Regions from separate parts of the Homo sapiens genome. Here all the other regions are linked to region 3. Evidence: chromatin contacts called from ENCODE Hi-C or POLR2A ChIA-PET data. All regions are on one chromosome and are shown on one strand. Each heading gives the region's core, a stretch centred on a gene start or an enhancer-like site at or near the end of the contact. The rest is flanking DNA. Distances are from core to core; before and after follow the strand shown. Region 1 holds the start of PSTPIP2 (proline-serine-threonine phosphatase interacting protein 2). Region 2 holds the start of EPG5 (ectopic P-granules 5 autophagy tethering factor). Region 3 holds the start of LOXHD1 (lipoxygenase homology PLAT domains 1).

The links. A loop is a pair of places that touch in the nucleus more often than their neighbours do. ChIA-PET counts read pairs that join two places held with the same protein, here RNA polymerase II (POLR2A). Pooled maps may share reads with other maps.
Region 1: a loop to region 3 is called in a pooled map, with 5 times the contacts of the local background. The contact joins the promoter of PSTPIP2 here to the promoter of LOXHD1 in region 3. A Hi-C loop is called at or near these places in 4 of 50 pooled maps.
Region 2: a pooled map shows a loop between it and region 3 (8-fold over the local background). The contact joins the promoter of EPG5 here to the promoter of LOXHD1 in region 3. A Hi-C loop is called at or near these places in 1 of 168 maps with a recorded cell type or tissue (PC-9) and 7 of 50 pooled maps. POLR2A ChIA-PET finds 5 or more read pairs at or near these places in 1 of 52 experiments (activated T-cell).

Annotation. Positions count from the first base shown.
Region 1 is chr18:46,070,900-46,073,599 of GRCh38, reverse strand. It overlaps PSTPIP2 (proline-serine-threonine phosphatase interacting protein 2), which reads left to right and starts at 1,340. Exons shown (of 15, transcript NM_024430.4): 1 at 1,340-1,444. The coding sequence starts at 1,412. RefSeq lists silencers at 1,045-1,204, 1,335-1,384, 1,425-1,804 and enhancers at 934-1,435, 2,655-2,700.
Region 2 is chr18:45,965,750-45,968,648 of GRCh38, reverse strand. It overlaps EPG5 (ectopic P-granules 5 autophagy tethering factor), which reads left to right and starts at 1,320. Exons shown (of 44, transcript NM_020964.3): 1 at 1,320-1,472. The coding sequence starts at 1,410. RefSeq lists an enhancer at 1,060-1,561.
Region 3 is chr18:46,655,726-46,658,520 of GRCh38, reverse strand. It overlaps LOXHD1 (lipoxygenase homology PLAT domains 1), which reads left to right and starts at 1,301. Exons shown (of 41, transcript NM_001384474.1): 1 at 1,301-1,617. The coding sequence starts at 1,488. RefSeq lists enhancers at 244-293, 104-1,053.

The DNA of each region.
Region 1 (2,700 bases), core at 91-2,590, 580 kb after region 3:
CTCACTGCTTTCAAAGGATATGAGCAAGTACGTAAATGGATGCATCCCTTGGAGATGCTTGGTGGCTGGAGGCCACCTCTCCATCTTTGCAGTTGTGGATGACTTTATTGGTGGGAGTTCATCTGAGTGGGGCTGGCTGCAGTTTTATGGAGCAGAACTTGTTCCAGGTGCTTCACATAATTCTAGCAATTGCCCTTTCACTGTGTCTGGGTGTAGCTAGAACCTGCTCCAGGGGTGAGTGCTTGCTTCTCCAGGCTGGGCTGGTGCCAGTCTTGGCAACCTTGACCTTTATCCTCCCCACTTTGAGCACCTATTCCTCTGCCCAGGATGGATCTGCCCCAGGAAGGATGTCTGTCTTTGCATCTATTTAGAAGGGCAGAGCTCTAACCTTGAGCTCTTCATCCCTTAAATAAACTGTGATCTTGGGCAAGCCATTCAACCCCTCTGGGCCTCAGGTTGGGCTTCGGGCCTGTCGCACCAGGCAGTACTTTGTCATAAGCCCTGCATTACTATTAAAAGTCATGGCAAAAACCGCAATTACTTTTGTACCAATCTACTACAATGCAGAGAGGGGTCTGACCTGCCCTGGGGTTTTATTTGTGAGGGTGGAAGAGTGGAGGGAGAAGAAGGAATCTTGGGCCCCTCTTGCTGGGGTGGAATGGGCAGGGAAGGGTCTTGCCTTTTGAGAATGGAAAGGGAGTCAGAGAGCGGCTGAGCTCCTGGAAGCCCTGTTAGGACACCACCAAGTGACTAGAGTCAAGGGGAAACAGCAGAGATGACCTCTCCATGACATTTTAGACTAAAACGTGACCCCATTCATTAAAAACACCTGCAACAACAAAAAGTAAAATAAAAAATGAACCGTCCCCCAGGGCCTGATCTGCAGCAGGTGCCGGTGGGGCCCGCCGTGAAGCCAAGGCGTCTGCGGGAGTTGTCGGCCCCAGGCCTTCTGTAGCTTAAACCGGGTCCTCGCGACCATCTGATCAGATCCCGTCTATCACCCCGCAGAGCCTGGATTTCGTGCTGTCCAGGGGGCCTTGTGGGCAGGAACCCAAGCCAGGACCAGTTATTTCCAATACCCAAAGACTTCCAGAAGGAGGCAGCTAGCTTCGGGCTGATATATTGATCGTGGCCCGACGCTGTGGGGCTTTAAATGGGCCTGGGTCCGGGTGCGGGCTGCAGCCCCTGGCCGGGTGAGCGCCGAGGGTCCCGCCCAGGTCTCGCGCAGGGAGCGCAGAGCGCCGACGGCGGCCGTCGCAATCGGGAGTGGTTTAGGACCCGGGGGCGGCTTCCCTGCGCGAGTGTGGAACGCAGAAGTTGAGTCTGCGGAGCCGCGGGCAGTGGCAGTCAGGCCTCCCCGCTCTGTGCTACCTGCGGCCCGGCTCTCCTCCGCGCCCCCACTCGCGCTGCGATGACGCGCTCACTGTTCAAGGGAAACTTTTGGGTAAGTCGTGGGGCCGACAGCGGATCGCGGGGCTCAGGACCCGGCCCGGGCGGGAGGCCAACGCGGCGGGCGTGGGGGGCTCCCCAGCTCCGGCGCCACTCGGTGACCGCGCGCCCGGGGGCTTGGCGGAGCTCGCGCGTGAAGGGATCGGGGCCCCAGCCCCACTGCTCGAGGGGCAGACTTGGAGCGGACGCCGGGCTGCTGTTCCCTCTCTGTCCCCCGCTACCCACCGCGTGCCCGCGAGTCCCGGGGGCTCGGACTCCAGGGCCCACCCTCTGCCGCCCGCGCCCCCAGCAGCGCGTGCTCCTGAGGACGCAGAGAGCCGAGACACCTTAGAGTCAGGACATCAACCCCTCCTCTCACAGGCGAAGCAGAGACCCTTAGGGAGGCGAGACCCGTCCGGGGAGAGTCTCTGCCGGTCCCTGGAGCTGAGCCGTGAGAGGATCTGGGGGGATCTGGTGTGGGGGCTTGTGAGCTTTACCGGGTTGACAGCAGCAGCTGCCCCCCGGGATCGTCCTTTCCAGGAAACGTACAGCATAGAGGGCTTCCCTTTGCTGGAGCTTTCCCTGTTCTACAGCCTTGTTTCCCGAGCCCCCTCCCCAGGCCATTGCCCCAGCCCTTCCGTCCAGGCCCCATAGCGGGGCTGATGGTGTGGGAGACCCTATAAGCTGGAGGGGGTACCCCACCCAGCCCGGTAGGGCCAGCCCAGCCTGGAGGGAGCAGGTCTGCCTGTCCCCCTCCTCTGTCTAGTCCTCTTCCCTCTGTCCTCTCACTCCCCAGGTGCCCCTCAAGGTCCATGCCCCCTCATTCAGAGGAGCTGTCCTCATCCCTTTAAGACAGGAGCAGGAGGCTGCAAACCTCAAAGTTGACCGCAGCTGCCAAGGGGCCCTGACTCCTTACTGGGGCTCCTGCTTGCCTCCCCCCACCACCCACCCAGGTAGCTTCACAGCTGCCTAGATGGTCCCTCTACCCCACGTGGGCTGCAGGGTAGAGAAACCTGGCTGGGGACCTCAGGGACACAGTTGAGACTGTGCCTGTGAGTCCCTTCACTGGAGTTTGTGAGGTCCTTCTGGGGCACTACTCACCCTAGGGTGCAGGGTGGTGGCAGCCTCACAGAGGAACCAAGGGCACCACAGATGGCTCTCACGGGAGGCTTGCGAGTTTTTCAGGTAGAATGGAGGACTGGGGGATCCCATGGCAGGCACTGTGGGAAAAAGGCTCTGTATAATACAAACTGGAGAATGAGATGTGGGCCC
Region 2 (2,899 bases), core at 71-2,570, 690 kb after region 3:
TAGGGTATGCTACAGGTGGGTGGATGGTCTTTTTCCTCCCTCCCATACACTCCATTTCCTTTTCTTCTTTTTCTTTTCTTTTCTTTTTTTTGAGATGGGAGTTTCGCTCTTGTTGCCCAGGCTGGAGGGCAATGGTGCGATCTCGGCTCACTGCAACCTCCGCCTCCCAGGTTCAATTCTCCTGCCTCAGCCTCCCGAGTAGCTGGAATTACAGGCGTCCACCACCATGCCCGGCGACTTTTTTGTATTTTTAGTAGAGTTGGGGTTTCACCATGTTGCCCAGGCTGGTCTTGAACTCCTGACCTCAGGTGATCCACCCGCCTCGGCCTCCCAGAGTGCTGGGATTACAGGCGTGAGCCACTGCGCCTGGCCCACTCCATTTCAACGATCTTACCCCACCGCCAGACAAAACTCATACTCATTTGTGTGATTCACGAAATATTTATTTAGTATCTACTATGTGCTACTACGTGCAGTGTTCTAAAGACCCTTGGATACATCAGGCAACAAAATTAAGAACCCTGCCTTTGAGGATCTTACATTCTGGGAGGATTGACAGACACTAACAATAAGGATACAAGCAAATCACAGAAATCCTAGAGCTGGGAAGGGAAGATGTGGACAAGTTTTTCACATCTGGAAATTTCAAATGAAGCACACTGTAAAATGTATACTAAGAATACTTTTACGGATCTTATTTATCTTGTTACCTGTTTGCCTGTCCTTTTAGGAGCACATGTCTTTTTTCCAGTCTGGGAATTTGTACAGTAATGATAATTAATAACTACCATGTACCGACATGCCTGCCGCTACCAGGCACCTTTCTGGGAGAGCCCATTAAATTCTCATGACATCCGAAAAGGCAGGTGTGATCATTCCCCTTTACAAAAGAGGACGCCGAAGTGCACACCCCGATGGGCGTCAGGGTTTCTTCCTTGCGCGCAGTGCGGATTTAGGCTAACCGACTGGATCTGGTTTATCTGAAGATGAAAAAAAAGAATGGCAAACCCACTTTCCGGATTTCTTCAAGCCGACGCGGGTGAGGTGTGCGAGCGCGCCCGGGATCCGCACTGAGTGAGGTTCCGCAGAGCCGGGAGACGGAGGAGGTGGGTCAGCCTGGGTCGCTGCCCTTGTCCAGCGCAACCCAAGACACCTGCGCGCCGGGTGGAGCCAGGGCTAGGGGTGGGGCCTGGGCTCCGGGAAGGGGGCGGGCCTGCCTTCCTCCAGTGCAAATGCGTCCTGGAGTGGTTTGTCCTACGTTGCGGCCCGTAGAGGCGCCGACTCACCGCCTCTTCTCCGGGAGTGGCGGAGATTCGATCATGTGACAGTCCGGAGGCCAGAACCGGGCAGGTTGCTTGAAGCGCAGGGGTTTGACAAAAACAAACGGTGACGGCGCCGCGGAAGGGTCTATGGCCGAGGCGGTGAAGCCCCAGCGCCGGGCCAAGGCCAAGGCCAGCCGGACTAAAACAAAGGTGAGGATCTCCCCCACCCTCCCGAGGCTCTGGCAGTGTGCTGTGTCTCCTTGCTCCTCTCTTCGGCCTCCCCAGCCAATTCTACTCCCGTTCCCTGAGCCCTCTGCATCTTCCGCCTCCACCTTCCAATATTTGATCCCACCACCCGTTGACACCGGCCCTTCTCCTCCATTCCTTCTCCATATCCCCCTGCCACACTCTGTCAGGACCCCATTTTTCCTTCTCCCTCCTGTGACTTCACTGGCCTCTTCCTTTTCTGCTCTCTTGGCTTTCCTCACCTGGGTCTGGTTTCCTGCCGTGAAATAATTTTTCTCTTTCCAGCCCCATCGTTGACTCTCTCTTTACTCTTTTATATCCTAGAACATTTTTAGTCCCTGCCATGCATAAAGAGGGAATGTTCCCCTCCTCCACGCGGAGAAGGTACCTTTGGCAGAACTTTATAAGTAGACTAGTGCTGTGCCATTTCTGATCACTTTGAAAGTTCAAGATGATAGTAGTGCTGCCTCTGTTTATTTCTTATTGTCTTGATTGTTTATAAGGGGCATGAATGGCTAGAAATTAACCCAGGGCGGGACTCACACAGTAGGGAAGTGTTTGAATTTTCTGAGTTTCCTGTATTAGACTACATGTGGTATTAGAGTGATTTTAAGTTGATTTGTTTATAAGTGCAGTCTGGATTTTCATTTTATTATAGTACATATATACACATATATACATATGTACACATATATACATATATACGTACATATATACATATGTGTGTGTGTATATATATGTATATGTATTTTTTTTTTTTTTTTTGAGACAGAGTCTTGCTCTGTCGCCCAGGCCGGAGTGCAGTGGCGCGATCTCGGCTCACTGCAAGCTCCGCCTCCCAGGTTCACGCCATTCTCCTGCCTCAGCCTCCCTCCCGAGTAGCTGGGACTACAGGCGCCTGCCACCACGCCCGGCTAATTTTTTGTATTTTTAGTAGAGACGGGGTTTCACCGTGTTAGCCAGGATGGTCTCGATCTCCTGACCTCGTGATCCGCCCGCCTCGGCCTCCCAAAGTGCTGAGATTACAGGCGTGAGCCACCGCGCCCAGCCTATGTTTTGTTTTGTTTTTGTTTTTGTTTTGATATGGAGTCTCGCTCTGTCGTCCAGGCTGGAGTGCAATCTCGGCGGAGTGCAATCTCGGCTCACCGCAACCTCCGCCTCCCGGGTTCAAGCGACTCTCCTGCCTCAGCCTCCCGAGTAACTGGGATTACAGGCATGCGCCACCACACACGGCTAATTTTGTATTTTTAGTAGAGACGGGGTTTCTCCTTGTTGGTCAGGCTGGCCTCAAACTCCTGACCTCAGGTGATCCGCCCATCTTGGCCTCCCAAAGTGCCCGGATTACAGGCGTGAGCCACCGCGCCCACCCTATTTATATATATTTTCTAAGA
Region 3 (2,795 bases), core at 52-2,551:
GGAAGGTCTCTTCCTGAAGAATCCAGGTGTGTAAACCACATATTGCCAGAAGGGGGCGCGCGCCACCCACCATTAAACTTCACTCCTGGTCCTCAGAGGACTTTGAGCTGCTTCAAGGGCGGCCCCTCAGCTGAATAGGGGAAGAGGGGAGGTTGATCTTTCCTGGGTAGGAACGTTCGGGGTTAGAGATGCCTCCCCCTAGTGGAAGATTTGGATGGCTCCAAAGAGCAGGGCAGGACCAAAGCTGCCCCAGGCTGCCGGGGAGGCCTGTGAGTGCCGACTGCTCCTCAGGCGTCCGCTCCAAATCCTCTCTTCCTCTCCACCTGAAATTCCCCTTTAGAGTCACTATTTTGGCTTAGAGGACAAAATCACACGTGTTGCTTCTAGAGGACTCCTGTTAGCACACCTAAGTTACCTGAGAAGCGATTCAGGGACCCTCAACATGGCTGCACATGAAAGTCACCAGGAGCTTTAAAAACTGGGGCCCAAGCTGCGTCCCAAACCAAGCAAATCAGAATCCTTGGGGATGGGACCCACGCATTAGCGTTCAACACCTCTCTGGGGGCTTCTGGTGTGCAGCCCGGGCTGTGCGCCCTGGGGTAGGAGCTTGCTGATGCCCTCCCGTGAGTCCAGGTGGTGAGCTGATCTAGTTAGTGAGTTCACCTGGGAGGGCATCGGCTACGATGATGTTTAAACTTTAGTGCATATAAAGCTCACCTGGCAGGGGGAGCGGGGAGAGTTTTCTGGTGCCCTAGCTTTCCTCGTGCCCAGAGGCCACTTCCGGAAGCCCGCAGTCTTGATGAGATGGAAGCAGAGAGAGAGAACGAGAAGGATCCAGCGAGAACCCCGCCTGCTCCGTAAGACGATCAGAGGTCATGAATAATGGAGAGAAACGGGGGCCTTTGAGTCCTGGGAGCCTGGCTGATTCCGGGGCCCCGCCTTCCTCAGGAGGGTCCCGTGTGGGCTGTAAGGCTTGGGAGATCTCCTGGGTGAGGAGCCCTCACCTGTCCCTGGGGTGGCCTGGAGGGATCCCAGGTGACCCCCTGGCTGTGAGGCCAGGTGGGAAATGGACTTCAAGGGCTCCGTGTCACCTGATTCTCCATAGGGAGGAGAGAGGGCTGGTGGGGAGGGGAGAGAGGAAGGAAGTCAGCCTGCCCTCAGCGCCATGAATAAGTGATGAGGCCCAAAGAGAAGCCCCGGGGCAGGTACAGAGGAGGAGGAGGTGGCTCACCAGAGGGTGGTGGGAGGGGACAGGGACAGGAGGTTCAGAGATAAGGCACTGAGGTTCAGCTCAGGAGCCAGAGAAGGCAGAGGGAACAGCACCTTGGGCACGGGGAAGCCAAGAAAACGGGGCACTCTGGCCCACCCAGGCCTGAGCTATAGGAGGGCCGTGGGCGCCAGAGCTCAGGGAGGAGGTCTCAGGTTCCCGCAGGTGTGAGGAGGCGGCACAGTGAGCCTGCGAGCGCTGGGAGAAGGCAGCCGACAGAATGATGCCCCAGAAGAAAAGGCGGAGGAAGAAGGACATCGACTTCCTGGCCCTGTACGAAGCGGAGCTGCTGAACTACGCCTCGGAGGACGACGAGGGGGAGCTGGAACACGAGTACTACAAGGCCAGAGGTGCGGGGTCCCAGCCTGCGGGGGGCGGGTGGTGCAGCTGGCTGCGGTGGGCAGGGGTCTGTTCCTGTCTATGGGGAGTCATTCTAAGATTTCGGAGCAAGCCCTTCCTCACTGATTATCCCATGTGTCTGTTCCATATCCCCTCGGAGTAAGAAGGCAGGCATTATGCAGGGATGGTGGGGTCCCTGTTGTACAGACAGGTGGAGCAACTTGCCTTTAGCCCCCGATTCTCAGTGGAACAGAATAGACTAGAGCCACAGTGCCCCCATGGCCCCATGTTCTCCAGCTCCTGAACATCCCCAAAGCCACGTTCCAGTCTGGTCCCCGAGTAGGTGGTCTGCATCAGGCAGAGCGCCCTGAACTGCTGGGGTCATGAAAGGATGTCTTGGGGAGGAAGCCTGACAGCTCATCCTATGCCCACTGTGGTTGATGGAGACAGGGAGCCTGGGGCTTTGCAAGGAGATGTCCATCCCATATGTCGAAGGCGGCCGGTGCTCTGGACCCCAGGGCCTTGTCCTTCTAGTCTCATCTTTCCCTGGGCCACATGAGACCTGCTTGAAATTGCTCTAACTCCTTGCCAGGTAAACCAAAGAAGTGAACTGTGACCCTAGAGCTGGTTTTGGCCAGCAGAGTTTAAGTTGTTTTTTTCCTTTCCAGCGTTTTGAAATCCTTTTTTCTGTGAATGCCAATAGGCTGTGGACGTCCAGCTTATCACAGTCTCCACCACTCCCTGTCATCTCATACTAGGTCTGGTTTACTCATCAGTGCTGCCTGCCTAGTCTCTGAAGCCATTTAAATTCTCAATGCTGACTCCAAAGTGGCTCACCAGTCCCCGTAAGCGCCATAGTCATCCATGCATTCACTCATTCATTCATTCAGCAAGTATTTATTGAATGTGTGCTCTGTGCCTGCCCATGGCCTTGTTTGTCTTCCCCTTTCTCCCTCTTCCTGTCCTCACTCTGAAAGCCCAGTTCTGATCCCATCTCTTCCATGAAGCCCTCCTTGATTCCAGTCCACCATGAGTTCCCTGATTACATCCAATTCATAATTGTTCCATTGTTTCCTGCAAAGCTTGTCCAGCTGTGTCCGGCTTGCAGCCACAGTCACCCTAAACTCCGTGAGGGTGGGGCCTTGCTGTACTTGTCTTTAGTCCTCATCATTCAGCCCCTGCACAGTCC